Regions from separate parts of the Mus musculus genome. Here region 1 is linked to region 2. Evidence: chromatin loops called from intact Hi-C (ENCODE). Cell type or tissue: left cerebral cortex. All regions are shown on one strand.

Region 1 (2,500 bases), 180 kb before region 2:
TCTGACTTTGAGGCCAGCCTGATCAAAAAAAAGTGAGTTTCAGGACAGGGAGGGCTACACAGAGAAACCTTGAAGGAAGGAAGGAAGAGAGGAAGGAAGATTAAAAAAAAAGGATGGACGGATGGATACTGGTACTCCACCAACTCTCTCCCTATCTTAGACTCACCAGGGTTTGCTGTATGTCTCTCTGCCTGTCTATATGTATGTATTTATTAAAAAAGATTTCTTTATTATGTAAAGTATATCGTGTTTTCCCTGCTTGTAAGTCTGCAGGCCAGAAGAGGGTACCAGATATCATTATAGATGGTTATGAGCCACCATGTGGTTGCTGGGAATTGAACTCAGGACCTCTGGAAGAGCAGACAGTGCTCACTTCTAAGCCATCTTTCCAGCCTCCAGGTTTGCTGATTTTTTTAATCCTTGATACATGAAGCTGTTTCCACCTTGCATATAGCAGTCAAAACCAAACAGAAAAAAATGGCAAAAGGAAATCTTCCTTTCACCCCCAACTCCATCCTCTTTTTGTGCTGGGATAAACCAAGGACTTTAAGCATGGTAGGCAAGTACTGAACTAACTGGGCTACACCAAAGCCCCAGTCTTTATGCAGCTAGGAATAAGCAGCCCGAATACCTGTGAGCCCTGTTTGAAATAGCTGTCCTTAGTCAAACCAGGCCATAGTGAGTGAGCCCTTTTTCAGGTGTTCCTTCTCATCGGACACTTTGGGCCCCACCTGGGATGAAGACGAAGCTGAGTCCACAGGTGAAATAATTAGGCTGGGAGACACTGCACATACCTTTTCCCAAAGAAGTAATGGTGAGTAGACACATTTTATTTTATTTTATTTTTTTTTTTTTTGGGGGGGTTTCTTTTTGGTTTTTCGAGACAGGGTTTCTCTGTATAGCCCTGGCTGTCCTGGAACTCACTTTGTAGACCAGGGTGGCCTCGAACTCAAAAATCCACCTGCCTCTGCCTCCCAAGTGCTGGGATTAAAGGCGTGAGCCACCACGCCCGGCAGTAGACACATTTTAAATGTCAATTGTCTTTTAATACACAAGCACAAAAATGTAGACTCATACAGTTTAAGGTTGAGATGCTAGAGCTTCAGTTAAGCATCTACATTGAAGCCACAGACTATCACTATTGTCCACTAAATATGGACAGCTGTCTGACATTGCAACTGTGTGAGAATCAAAGGCCCCATACGCAGGTAAAGCCAAGGCTGGCCAGTGCATGCAGAGCTGTCACCTAGTCTATTAGGCACACTAGATGAACAGTTATTGATACAGCCTTGAGCTGGGTCACACCTTTGGAGTATTTGATTTTCTGAACCAGTTCAATCACTTTGTTGATGGTCTGCACTAACAAGTTTGTGTTCCTGGAGGCAGCTTCAGGCCCGTGTCCAACAGTCTGTTGCTTAGAGACAGGGGCCTCAGGCTCCCGACGTGCACCCTGGGTCCTCATTCAGCTCCTGTCTGCAGTTCCGCCCTGGCTCGCAGCTGGAACTCTCCGGCCAGCACGTTGCCCCACAGTGCCCAGCCTCCTCCTCACATGGGTCAGACTCTAAGGCAGTGTCCTGTGCCGTGGCCTTCTCTGTATTTCTATAACAGCATTCATACACTGCATGGAAAATTATAGTCTCTTAGGTAACCTCTGAGCTCTAGAAAAGTAGGCAGATGGCACTTCCCCATCCAGGTCCTGGTGACACACTGGGAAATGAGCACCTTGACGGTGCTCAGCCTGTGTGAGGACAGACTGTAAAATGAACTGGAAAACTCTGGTTTATCTTAGTCTCAAAACCTGGCAAGATACAAGGCCACAATAAGGATGGTTTTGGATGGAACGATGAAAGGCTCTTGTGGAAATAGGTACAATAAACTAAGAATCAAGAGGCTTCATTCCATAACTATTGGCTTTGTGGCTTTGGACAATGCCCTTTTCTGAGTTTGATTTCATCACTGTGAAATGAGACACTTGGACTAAGCCATCTCTGTAGTCTCTGTCAGCATTAACACTCTGATTGGAGGGAAGTCTTACATTCCAGCAGCAGACCAAAGCCAGGCGGGAGTGGATAGGGAGCCTAGGTTGGGTTGTGTGATATCAAATGCCATGAAAAATGTATAATTGCAAAATCTGAAACTTTGAGTACTGACATGCTGTAAGTGGAAAATTTCAGCCTGGGTCAGCCAAATGTCTCGTCCAGTAAAGGCACCGTGCCAACAAGCCTGGCCACCCTAGTTCTAATCCAAGGACCCACTCAGTAGGACAAAACTACCAAGTTATCTTCAGAGCTTCATATGGCCACCATGGTATCCTATGCACAAAGATAAATATAAACAGGTAGCTGCAGGGCTACTATGGTAATTTTTTATTGTATATTATATATTATATGGCTGATTTTATGTCAACTTGATGGACGCTGAAGTCATTGGAGAGGAGGGAACCCCAATTGAGAAAATGCCTCCATACGATCAGGCTGTAGGCAAGCCTGTAGGGCATTTT
Region 2 (2,500 bases):
GACATCTCTTTCTGCCACCTTGGCACCTGCTGGGAACAGGACTACAAAGGGCAAATGTGTCTGGAAAATTGCAGTGCATGGCCACTTCTGCAGGCTATAAGTAGGTCCCGAACCACAGAAAGCACACGGCTCCTTAAAATTGAGGTTATTCATGCTGTTAGACAAGAGATGCACTTACCTATATGAAGCAAAAAGATAGCAGTTGGAGAGATGCCTTGGTTGAGGTACTTAGCGTTCTCCCTGCAGACCTGAGTCAGGTTCCCTACAGCCGCATGGGGCACTGTAACTCCATCTGATCTGGTGCCTCTGGCCTCCTCAGGTCCCTGAACACACGTGTACATACTTACACACAGACACAGACATGATTTTCAAGATAACTCTTTAAAAGGAAACCCCACAGGGACTCCTGCGGGCAAACTGAGCAAAGCCAGCACACTATGGTGGTTCACAAGCATCTGTGAGTTCAGTTCAAGAGAGATCCAGTGCCCTCCCTCTTCTGGCCTCTGTAGACACTGGGTACAGTATATGTACATAGCCACATACACACATGCATACATACATACGTACATGCACACATACATGCAGGTAAACCCTCAACATTGTACAGTACATTAAATAAATATAAGTTTCATCTATTTGCCAAGAGTGGTGGTACACACCTGAATTCCACCATCCAGGGGCAGAGATGGGAGGATCTCTGTGAGTTCAAGGCCAGCTTACAATCTGGAGAAAGGCAACTTGGGCCCCATGGGAACAGTGACTTCTGTGCTCTGGACCAAATTCCTGAGAAACCTCCCCTCAAAAGCCTTTGGACATAGACACCCCCCACACACACACACACACACTGAGATACCTGCACTGCAGTGAACTTAATCTAATAGGAATGGATTTGTTGGGGGAGCTATTCAGCATTTACACTGCAATTCCAGTACTTTGGAGGTGGAGGCACAAAAGTCAAGAATCCAGTGTTATCCTCAGCTACGGAGTGAATCCAAAACCAAGTTGTGTCCTGCCCTACTCGCTTTTAATTTTTAACCCTAAAACTAATCGAGAGCTGGCATCACTCATAATTTCATTTAGGAAGTCGATAGCAGTTTCATCTCTACCTTGGGGAGCTGTGCCGCACAGAGCAGTTAAACAACTTGCTGAAGGCCACACAGCGGTCTGGAGGCGTCCAGCCTGGATGGCAACGCAAATGGAATTCAAGAGCAAGGTTCTAACGCCCTAAACTCTACTGCCTCCCTGTGGTTATCTTTCTAGTTGCAAGGAGCCTTCCAGGCTTTTAAACCTTTCCTTAGGCTGAGTATGCACAGCCAACCTGGTTTATCAGACCCTGCCTCAAAATAGATAAAATGCATAAGTAAATAAATAAACCAATCCCAGGGTGTTTCCCTGGTGGCTGATTCCAGCTTAGCCTGGGGTACCTGGAAGCTGTCTCCTGAATCTTTTTTTTTTTTTTTTTTTTTTTGGTTTTTCAAGACAGGGTTTCTCTGTGTAGCCCTGGCTGTCCTGGCACTCACTTTTGTAGACCAGACTAGCCTCGAACTTAGAAATCCACCTGCCTCTGTCTCCCAAGTGCTGGGATAAAAGGCATGCTGTCTCCTGAATCTTTAAGCCAGGGTCTCATCCGCATGTGAGGACCCACACCTGTAACCCCAGCACTTGGGAAGCTAAGGAGGGAGGATTACTGTGATGTCCTGGCAAAGCCTGATTACAGAGGGAGGATTTACTCTCATTAGTGAACAACAGCAACACAGGGTTTGTAACAACAACAACAGTAACACAGAGTTTGTAACAACAACAACAGTAACACAGAGTTTGTAACAACAACAGTAACACAGGGTTTGTAACAACAACAGTAACACAGAGTTTGTAACAATAACAACAGTAACACAGAGTTTGTAACAACAACAACAGTAACACAGAGTTTGTAACAACAACAACAGTAACACAGAGTTTGTAACAACAACAACAGTAACACAGGGTTTGTAACAACAACAACAGTAACACAGAGTTTGTAACAACAACAACAGTAACACAGGGTTTGTAACAACAACAGTAACACAGAGTTTGTAACAACAACAGTAACACAGAGTTTGTAACAACAACAACAACAGTAACACAGGGTTTGTAACAACAACAACTGTAACACAGAGTTTGTAACAACAACAGTAACACAGGGCTTGTAACCTCCAAGCTGTTGACATTCCTAAGCATGGATGTGTCTTTACTGAGGCCTATTGTATGCATTATGGACGTTCAGAGGCAGTAAAATAGCCCTGTCTCACATGTGACAACCAAAACTGTCTCCACACTGTGACATGCCCCCTGAGGGAAGGGGAATTTCAAAATCTGCCTTTAGAACCAACAATTTAAATAGACTAGAATCTTAGGCTTTTTTTTTTTCTGTTTTTTTTTTTTTCCCTTAAGCCATTACCTGAAAGTTTGCTCTAATGTTTCAATGACCCAGTTAGAAATGGCAGTCATTTGAGGCCTGCTG

Evidence for each region. Hi-C counts contacts between places; a loop is a spot of excess contacts. Peaks named below come from ENCODE experiments on the same cell type or tissue, not always from the same donor. Only the 100,000 strongest peaks of a DNase experiment are listed, where the experiment ranks them.
Region 1: it touches region 2 in a loop (2.2-fold over the local background); 2 of 42 quality-filtered maps call a loop at or near these places.

What each region holds. Positions count from the first base shown.
Region 1 is chr11:106,800,765-106,803,264 of GRCm38, forward strand. It overlaps Cep95 (centrosomal protein 95), which reads left to right. Exons shown (of 20, transcript NM_177088.3): 6 at 699-814. Among named protein-coding and RNA genes, the nearest start is that of Cep95, 13 kb to the left of the region's middle. In left cerebral cortex, no CTCF peak of the experiment used is centred here; a DNase peak (open chromatin) is centred at 1,471.
Region 2 is chr11:106,979,408-106,981,907 of GRCm38, forward strand. No RefSeq gene overlaps it. Among named protein-coding and RNA genes, the nearest start is that of Gm39424, 19 kb to the right of the region's middle. In left cerebral cortex, a CTCF peak has its summit at 1,249; a DNase peak (open chromatin) is centred at 1,233.